2 separate regions of the Homo sapiens genome follow, and region 2 is linked to region 1. A link is a loop called in an ENCODE intact Hi-C map of the cell type or tissue named here. Cell type or tissue: Calu3. All regions are shown on one strand. Links, peaks and the distances in the headings refer to the core of each region. The heading gives the core; the rest is flanking DNA.

Region 1 (5,389 bases), core at 192-5,191:
AGTGAAGAAATTGGGAATGCACTGACAAACTTAGAACTCATGACCGTCAGTTTTGTGATAAACATGGAGAACATATTTTAATTTTTTGTAAGATTTATTAGCCAAATTGTATACATGATTATAGGAATTTGAACTCTGATTTTGTAAAAATTGTTAACCTGGGTTGGGTGTGGTGGCTCACACCTGTAATCCCAGCACTTTGGGAGGTGGAGGCAGGCAGATCACTTGAGGCCAGGAATTTGAGACCAGCCTGGCCAACATGGCAAAACCCATCTCCTACTAAAAATACAAAAATTAGCCAGGCACAGTGGTCCATGCGTGTAATCCCAGCTACTCGGGAGGCTGAGGCATGAGAATCACTTGAGCCTGGGAGGCGGAGGATGCAGTGAGCCAAGATCGCGCTACTGCACTGCAGCCTGGGCGACGCAGCGAGACTCTGTCTTAAAAAAAAAAAAAAAAAAAATTGTTGACCTGGCAGTACTACGCATTTAGTATATGATAAATATCATTACTAAAAATGCATTTGAATTCTATTTATTGATTAATTCAAACTGAGAGGCATGTTCAGCCTTGTTTCTGTTTTTGTTTAGAGACAGGGTCTCATTGGGTCACTCAGGCTGGAGTGCAGTGGCACAATCATGGCTCACTGCAGCCTTGACCTTCCGTCTCAAGCTATCCTTCCACCTCAGCCCCCTGAGTAGCTGGCGTTATAGACATGTGCCACCACATCTGGCTAATTTTAAAATTATTTTATAGAGATAGGCACTCTGTCGCCCAGGCTGGAGTGCAGTGCCGTGATCTCAGCTGACTGCAACCTCCATCTCCTGGGTTCAAGCAATTCTCCTGCCTCAGCCTCCCAAGTAGCTGGGATTACAGGGACCCGCCACCACAACCGGCTAATTTTTTGTATTTTTAGTGGAGAAGGAGTTTCACCACTTTGGCCAGGCTGGTCTTGAACTCCTGACCTCAGGTGATCCACCTGCTTCAGCCTCCCAAAGTGCTGGGATTACAGGTGTGAGCCATCACACCTGGTCTATTCTTTTTTATGTTTTTTCTTTATGTGTTGTGGATTTTTTTTCCAAATATGACGATGAAATGTATTATTTTTATGAGAAAATAAAATAGTTTACAAAATATGCAAAATGGTAAACCTAATGTAACTGAATATTTTATATTGCTATTTTAGTTGAAGAAACCAAAGACAGATCTTTACTTTAAAAAATTATTGCAATAAAATTGAGTCTAAGAACTCTTCTCAAACTGATATTTTAAGAAAATAATCAATTAGCATGTATTGATTGAAAATTAGGAAAAAACATTTAAATTGTAAATTTTTAAAACGTTTCATGTGAATTTTAACTTTTCAACAGCAGAACATCAATTACATAGTCGCTTAAGAATGTATGCATTTCTAAATATCTTCCTACTACCATTCACCAGAAGGAAATAAAATATCTTCAGATATCCTCACTTGTAATGTTTATTATAATCTGTAATTTGTATTTTTTAATATGGAAGCAGATCTTTGCTTTTCCTATGGTTCAAAGTATTTAATTGTTTTAACTCAGGCTTATTTTCAGTACCCTTAAAACTACCAATGGTTCTTTATGTGGAAATCTTTTTGCTCATTTATCTTAAAGGGAATGCTGTGTGAAAAATTTAAGTCATGTTCTAAAGATGGTATTATTATACCCAAGAATGCCCAGTTTGTGTTTCTTTTATTAGAAGGTCTTAAGCTTTTGTGTTATGCTATTCATCAGTTATAATTGTGATCTTCACCATGAGGAAAGTGCCCATTACATGGAATGTTTATGTATTTTATTAATGATCCATCAGGTGTTCTGCCTAGGTTCTCTTTCAACTAGGTATTGCTAATGTCTGTCTCTAAGATGTAAATAGTTGAATAGTAGAGGTTGGGAATAGGCTTATGATTAGAATAGAAGAGTTAATTTTTTTTCAACTTCTAGAAGTTTGTTTTACAGTATTTGTCCTTTTCTGCGCATTTTTATTTTCTCCTCTATAACAGAGGTCCCCAGTCCCTGGGCTGTGGACCGGCACTGGTCCATGGCCTGTTAGGAACTGTGCCGCATAGCAGGAGTTGGGTGGCGAGCCAGCATTACTGCCTGAGCTCTGCCTCCTGTCAGAGCAGTGGCGGCATTAGATTCTCATAGGAGCGGGAACCCTATTGTGATGAACTGTGCATGCAAGGGATCTAAGTTGCGTGCTCCTTATGAGAATACGATACCTCGATCTGAGATGGAACAGTTTCATCCTGAAACCATGCCCCCTCCCTGCCCAGGGAAAAAACTGTCTTCCACAAAACCCGTTGCTGATGCTAAAAAGGTTGGGGACCACTGCTCTATAAGGTTTTCATTTGCTTAGTATCTTTCCGGTAGCAGCATATTGTTTTGTTTTGTTAGAGACACACTGTGTCGCCCAGGCTGGAGTGCAGTGGTGCATCACAGGCTCACTGCAGTCTCCACCTCCTGGGCTCAAGCAATCCTCTCATGTAGCTAGCTGGGACTACAACTGTGCTCCAACGCGCTCTGCTAATTTTTAATTTTTTTGTAGAGATAAGGTCTCACTATATATATTGCCCAAGCAGCATCTTAAGAGGAAATGAGTCACTGCCTATTGCTTAGATTTGAAGAATTAAAGAAGGAACAATGTCAACACAATGACTGACTATGTGATAGGCCAGTCACACCCTGGAAATACTTTGTAAGTGACCATTAACATTCAGAACTTTTGCAACACACCATAGCAAACTAGTTAAATAAACTGAGTAGCACCACACTTACCTAAATAAAGACCAAGAAACTGAACGTAAGCAAAAACATTATACCAAGAGACACTTCAGGCCTATCACAAATCCATCAATTCTACTCCCTGAAGAGCCTATCAGGACTTCACTCGAAGACTATTAATTCTTTCAGAGTGTCTTAACAGTCGGTGTATTCCTAGCATCCAGAAAATCAGAAGCAGCATATTTGGCTGGGGACTATAGGTAGGTGGAGATACTGACAGCCACAATAGAAGATAGGAAAACTATTCAAAGTAAAATAAAACTCAAAACTTAGTTATCTGGAGACTGTGAATGCACCCTTGCACTTTTTTTTTTTTCTTTTTTTTTGAGACAGAGTCTCACTCTGTCACCCAGGCTAGAGTGCAGTGGCACGATCTCGGCTCACTGCAACCTCCACCTCCTGGGTTCAAGTGATTCTCCTGCCTCAGCCTCCAAAGTAGCTGGGACTACAGGCGCCCACCAGCACGCCCGGCTAATATTTGTATTCTCAGTAGAGATGGGGTTTCGCCATATTGGCCAGGCTGGTCTCAAACTCCTGACCTCGTGATCCGCCCCCCTTAGCCTCCCAAAGTGCTGGGATTACAGGCATGAGCCACCACACCCGGCCACACCCTTGCACTTTTGAGAACCTCTGAATTGATCACAACATTAAAAGCACCACACAATCAATTAGGTCAAATGTAGCGATACAATTAAAAGACCAATTTAAGTTCAGAATATACTGTTCAACAAAGCTTAGATACATTTTTACAAAATTTCCATCAACATGATAAAAAATAAAAAATAGTTTGAGTGTTGAGAAGGATATATGTCATTACATGCTGACTGAGAAATAAAAGATGATATGATGTTTATGTATTCCTCTAAGCTTTTCTCTGAAAAAAATTTACTTGGAAAAAAGCTCTCTTGGAAGCTATTTATTTTATGACCTCAATGTCCTGGGCAAGACCTTTGGTTCTTCAAATTCACTGGCAAGCAAGAATCTAGCTAATGCCTCCTCAAGGTCATTAGTTAATGAAACCGTTTTCAGAAGTCACTCTGCTGTGAGCTCTTGCCTATTGTTAGGAATTTATACTAGTCATCGTGGTGTGAGGAAGACTCTGATCCACTGACTGAGAGTGCCCTCCATTGCACGGCACTGCCCTAGACCCAGGGACATAAAGATGAATCAAGGAGAAGTAATTGCAGGCAAATACATGCCATTTAGAGCAAGTTGCAGAAATGAAGGGAAGATTTGATACTATGCAGGCACCAAAAGGAGTGGTCACCTGAGTCTGAAGTAGAGGAATGCTTCATAGAGAGTTAACACTTGAATCCTGAGCGATGAGTGGGAGTTGGCCTAGCTAGCAAGCAGAAAAGGGTATTCTGGACAGGGATGGTAGCATATGCAGAGGCACAGGCATATGGGATATTACTGTGAATTTGAGAAGGTTCACTTTGGAACACAGAAGTAGGATGTTTGAGAAGAGCAATTGATACTGGCCTGAAAGGAGGACCCCTTCTCTCTTCCCTGTCTTATCTTTCCAACTTTCCTCTCCTCTCCTCAGTTGAGGTACAGGACAGAGCAACGAGTCCACTGGTCTCAGCAGAAGTCCAGTAGAGAATGAAATCAGTGTGCTCATTCCCTACTGGGGAAACTGATGCTCAAAAAAGTTAAGCAACCTGCCTAATTTCTCTTTCTCTCCCTGTATTATATTTCCTCTTAAAACTATCTTGGGTAATTAAAATATAAGCCTTCTGTGTTCCTAGGTGATTTAAAAATCTTAATTATTAGATCAAGGCACCCTTTTAAAAAGTCTATTAGAGACTAGATTTCTTGATGACTTAAAAAAAATCTTCATGAGGCAATGGTGCCATTCTTTTTTACAAAGGTTTATTGAGACATAATTCACATTCCATACAATTCAGCCATTTAAGGTACACAACTCAATGGCTTTTAGTGTATTCACAGAGTTGTGCAACCATCACCATGATCGTTTTAGAATATTTTCATTTTCTCAAAAAGAAATTTCACATCCCTAAATCATCACTCCTATTTTCCCCCAACTTTCCCCCAGCCCTAGGCTAATCTACTTTCTGTCTCTATAGATATGTCTTTTCTGGACATTTCACATAAATGGAATAATACAATATGTTGTTCTTTATGACTTTCACTTAGCATAATGCTATCATCCATGTTGTAGCATGTATTAGTACTTCATTATTTTTTATTGCCAGATAGTATCCTATTATATGGATATACTGCATTTTATTTATTCATTCATCAGTCCATGGACATGTGGGTTGTTTCCACTTATTGTCTATTATAAACAATGGTGCCATTCTGCTGCTGCATTTGTGGTATTTTTCTTGTACTAGCTTACGAATGTGATTACCTTTGCAAATCCGTACTTAAAAATATTTGTCACCAAGGAAACTGGTTCTGGATGAGTCTATCACTTCCTATAGTGTAGATCAAGATAGACATGGGTAGAAGTTCATATGGGTGCTTTTGGTACATGGGTTGTGTTATTCATATGCAACCTGAAGGAGAAAGCCTCAATTGTGATACACGGGAGACAGTCTTTCTCTAGAGATTTCTAA
Region 2 (5,389 bases), core at 234-5,233, 87 kb before region 1:
TTTATCATTTTGTGAAGATGAATTCCTAAAAGTAGAATTGTTGAATCACACATTATGCGGCTTTTAAAGATACTTCTACTTACTTTTTTTAAGAGTTAAGTATTGCACCTCCTACAATAATCATGGTTAAATGTTAAGTAGTTATCTTTTTTATAGTAGTGTTTTATATTCATGAGTCTACACATCCATACACATGCACAGATATATCTCAGATAGTTTGGATATTGCAAAATTAATCAAGGAAAGACTATTGTGAATTCTGGAGGAGGCTGACTCATTAATTTCACGAGTGGATCTCCAACTCCAACACAATGTTTGGCACTGAGAAACCCTCATTGAATATTTGATGAATATCTGAATGATAATCTAAGAATATAGTGCCTTACATTTGCCTAAAAATAATCTATTTATCTTTGCTGCCCCTGGGAGAGATGGTAAAGTTGTAACTACTGCAAAACAGGATTTCATTTTGTTTTAACACTAACAAAACATGCTTACATTCTAGATCAGAGGGCTTAAAGTAACTATTAGCAATAGGCTTAAAAATACCCACACAATGGAAGTGTTATTTTAAAAAATAATTTATAGACCGTATAGAACGTCACTAATGAATTCAGCTTTCAAGAGCAGGAAAAAGGTCACTGCTTTAATCCTGTTAATTGCCTTTATTCTGGCTCTAGAAATTTTAGAAGTTCTAAATTATAAGTTCATTGCAAATATTCTTATTTGATTATTTGGCTCATATAACGGCAAAGGAATAGAGGAGGTTTCCATGGGTTGGCAAATAAATAATTACCTGTCATATTTTGAAATTCTCCCAATGAGTTGTTACCTTTTTCATTGCATTTGCAAATGTAACATCACAAAATTGCCATTGTTTTTTCAATTTTTTTGTTTTCTGTTTCTCATAATCTATAAAATATTCAGCAGCTCAATTTAAAATAGAGAAATAACAAAAACACATTAAGCTTTCAAATTGCAGCTAAACACATTAATTTGGTGTAAAATGCTATAACCTAAAATCCTTTCTTTCTTTACTCATTGAGTGCATACTATGCTTGAAGCATTAGGCTGAAAACATAGAACTACAGATGTGTTACATTCTAAATTCCAACTGTTTGACAATTTGCTTTTTTTTCAGGATAGAATGTGGTTTCTTCATCTCTAAATGTTTTGTGGGACTATTCCTGCATTTTGACTTCCCTTTCTTTATTCATTAAGGTTTTCCCCATTGTTTTATTATTTGATTTGTGTATAGGTAAATAATCATTCTGTCCGTTTTACTTTCTTCTCTTCTACCTTTTATTACTTACTGAGTTGACTCTTTCATGTGTCTTCCATTGTGTTTTCTCACCTATTTTCCTGATTTTTTTCCTTTTAAGTACTGTATTAGTGACTTTGGGGAGGACAACTAACTTATGGAAAATGTTTATGTCTACCTTAGCTCTAATTCAAGTTCTCTTAAAGGCAGCTTTGACCTAAATTAATGGACTCTAAACTCTTTTGATCAGATACTCCATCAATAAAAAAATGTTTGAACACTCCCCGTAATATATGAGTATATATTTATGTACAAATGATATACATGTAATATACATTTATGAATATAAATAATTATATAATGTATGATTTAAAAACAAAAGTTGACAATGGAAATTAACAAAGGATGAGATTAAAATATGTATGTTGATGTTCGCATACTTTTTCTCTGAGCATCAATGGATCATCTTGTGCACCCACTGTGGAGGCCACTAGCTTGGGCTTTATCCTTGTCAGACAAGTAAGGAAATCAATGAGTGTCCTATTTACTCTAGTCCCTTTTAGAATATTCTGGGGAAAATGATGATGATAACTTCAAGATTCATATTTGGAACCCAGGACATTGAGCTTAACAATAATATATGTGCCTTGAAAAAATCAAACATTACAGAACTACACAATGAAGAAAGTGAAAGTCTCCCATTTTTCTTACTATCTAAAGAAAACCATTGTAATTGTTTGGTTATTGGCCTCCACATTTTTTTAAATGAACATATTAACGTATATTATTATCTTCTTTAACCAAAATGTGGCCATTCTCATTTATACGAGTTGTTTCATTACTTAATTTTCCAAGGATATCTTTCTGTGTTGATAAAAAGAGATTTTCTTTTAAAAGGATGCATGGGCCAGATGCCGTAGCTCATGCCTGTAATCCCAGCATTTTGGGAGGCCAAGGCAGGCAGATCTCTCAAGCCCAGGAGTTCAAGACCAGCCTGGCAACATGGTGGAACCACCATCTCTACAAAAAAAACAATAATTTGTTGGGCTTGTTGGCTCCTGCTTGTAGTCCCAGCTACTCGGGAGGCTAAGGTGGGATGTTTGCTTGAGCCTGGGAGGTCAAGGCTGCAGTGAGCCCTGACTGCGCCAGTACACTCCGGCCTGGGTGACAGAGTGAGATCTTGTCTCTAAAAAATAATAAATAAATAAATAAATAAATAAAAGATGCATGTGTTCCATTGTATGATGTATCTTAACTTATTTAATAAGTACTTATTCATACTCATTCCCAATGTTTCGCTCTCATAAACAATGGTACAATAAACATTCATGTACATATATTTTTGCATTCTTCCCTGGGTGTTTTCATAAGATAAAAGTGGAATTCTGGGTGTAAGGATATGAAATGTTTTTGGAACAATAAAATTTTCCATTGGTATTACTTAATTGCCCTCCAAAAGATAGCAGTAATACCCTCCCCAAAAGATTGGCTGCTTATTTTCCCATATCCTCTTTAGCGCTAAAAGGTATTAGCGTTTCAATGTTCTTTTTGGTCTGGAATGAAAAAAAATTTTTACTTGTTTTAATTTGCCTTTGTTTAATTGTTAATGTGACTGAGGATTCTTTTATATATTGGTCACATATTTGTGGGAGCAATAATTTTTTGTTGTTTCTATTTTTAACTTTTCATTATGGAAATTTGCAAGCATACAGAAAAGAAACATCATGCTTTAAAAATTGTCAGCGTTTTTTGCCAAACCAAGACGTCATATTATTTTATATAGGAAGTAGGATTGGAAGATGTCATTTAATGCCCTTTTGACCCAGGCACTCACTCCTAATTCCTTGGCTTTCCATAACAAGTTGTGAACTGTCTTGCTGCAGTGAAAACGTAGGTGCTGATTTAGATCACCAGAGGGCAGACCACGGGAAAAAAGGGAAAAAAGGAAAGGAAATCAACATCAACCAAGATCCTGCTTCAGTGTGACCCAGAGGTCTTAGGGAGCTTGCTCTCCCATTAATATTGGAGAGGAGGGGAGATTAATCAGAGGCATTGTTTTAAACCGTAGTAATGCATTTAATTATCTGATAGTAATATATTTAATTATCTGAGAGTAATGTATTTTATTATCAGATAAAATATGTTTTCTCATGAATTTCTAATCATTCTTTTATGGCATCCAAAAATTATGTTTTAATTACAATTGCATCAAATCTGTAAGACAGTTTGAAAAAAAAAGGTCCTTATGATATTTATTTTTCCTGTTGAAGAATATGGTGTTTTCCCCATTTAAGTCTTCATTTGTATCTCTCAATCAGCATTGTAGTTTTCCTTATAAAGATCATGCATATCACTCATTTTGCTTGGGTGAGTTTATTTTACATACATTCTAATTGGGTTTTGATGATTTTACAGAAATATACTGATTTTAGCAGCATTAACATTTAATATCTTTTTTTTTTTTTTTTTTTTAGACAGAATCTCGCTCTGTCTCACAGGCTGGAGTGCAGTGGCATGATCTCGGCTCACTGCAAACTCCGCCTCGCAGGTTCATGCCATTCTCCTGTCTCAGCCTCCCGAGTATCTGGGACTACAGGCACCCGCCACCACGCCCGGCTAATTTTTTGTATTTTTTAGTAGAGACGGGGTTTCACCATGTTAGCCAAGATGGTTTTCACCGTGTTAGCCAGGGTGATCTCGATCTCCTGACCTCGTGATCCGCCCGCCTCAGCCTCCCAAAGTGCTAGGATTACAGGCATGAGCCACCGTGCCTGGCCAATATCTGTGTTCTTTTATTAATTATAGTAGTTATGAGGTGATTCTTTTTAATTTTCTTGCTATGCAATCATATATTCTAAAAAATATATATTTTTTGTTTTTGCCCTTCCACTGTTTCTCTTTTTTCTGTTTCGTATTTTATTACAGTCACTAAAGATGATAAACAATGTGAAATGTTTAATAATGATGATAAAGAATGAATCTTTAGGCCAGGCACAGTGGCTCACACCCTATAATCCCAGCACTTTGGGAGGCCAAGGTGGGAGGATTGCTTCAGCCCAGGAGTTTCATACCAGCCTGGGAAACATTTTGAGATCCTGTCCCTACAGAACATACAAATAAAATTAGCCATGTGTGGTGTGCATCTGTGGCCCCAGTTACTGGGGAGGCTGAGGTAGGTGGATCCCTTGAGCCCAGGAGGTGGAGGCTGCAGTGATCTGTGATTGCACCAGGGCACTCCAGCCTGGGTGTCAAAGGGAGACTCTGTCTCAAAAAAAAAAAAAAAAGACAAAAGAATACATCTTTACCAGGTATAACTGACTTTTTAAAATTTTTAAGAAAGGCTGGGCATGGTGGCTCACGCCTGTAATCCCAGCACTTTGGGAAGCTGAGCAGGCGGATCACCTGAGGTCAGGAGTTCAAGACAAGCCTGGCCAACATGGTGAAATCCCATATCTACTAAAAATAAAAAAATTAGCTAGGTGTGGTGGTGCAAGCCTGTAATCCCAGCTACTCAGGAGGCTGAGGCAGGAGGATCATTTGAACCTGGGAGGCGAGGGATACAGTGAGCCAAGATCATGCCACTGCATTCCAGCCTGGGTGACAAGAGCAAAACTTCATCTCAAAAAAAAAAATTGTAAGAAATACTCTTCATTATGCTTATTTTAATTTTTTTTTCACCCAGCCTGGGCAACAGAGCAAGACTCTTTGTCTCGAAACAAAGAAAAAAAAAGTTTTTATAGAGATGGGGGTCTCACTGTGTTACCCAGGGTGGTCTTGAAGTCCTGTGCTCAAGCAATTCTCCCACTTTGGCCTCCCAAAGTGCTGGGATTACAGACATAAGCCACCTTGCCCAGCCCAGGTTAAGGTTTTAATGTATTTTTGAACTGTTTGCTGGCATTTTAACTATTTTATATCTAATATTTATAGTAGGATTTGTCTTACTAAAATTTTTTGGTGTATCACATCTTTATTGAATTATAGTGTCAGAGCTATGTTTAGCTCATAAGAGAACTAGATAATATACAATTATTTTCTCTTTTGTTCCAGAAAAATATATAATGATTTTTATCCATGTCAGTATTATTTATATATTCCTAAGGCATTTCTGAAAAGAATGCTGTTTTTAAA

What was found. Hi-C counts contacts between places; a loop is a spot of excess contacts. Peaks named below come from ENCODE experiments on the same cell type or tissue, not always from the same donor. Only the 100,000 strongest peaks of a DNase experiment are listed, where the experiment ranks them.
Region 2: a loop joins it to region 1, with 6 times the contacts of the local background. A loop is called at or near these places in 46 of 110 quality-filtered maps.

What each region holds. Positions count from the first base shown.
Region 1 is chr2:55,422,852-55,428,240 of GRCh38, reverse strand. No RefSeq gene overlaps it. Among named protein-coding and RNA genes, the nearest start is that of CCDC88A, 5.7 kb to the right of the region's middle. In Calu3, for the core only: no CTCF peak of the experiment used is centred there; a DNase peak (open chromatin) is centred at 2,490.
Region 2 is chr2:55,509,481-55,514,869 of GRCh38, reverse strand. No RefSeq gene overlaps it. Among named protein-coding and RNA genes, the nearest start is that of CFAP36, 7.5 kb to the left of the region's middle. In Calu3, for the core only: CTCF peaks have their summits at 2,948 and 3,173 (motif pointing right); a DNase peak (open chromatin) is centred at 3,169.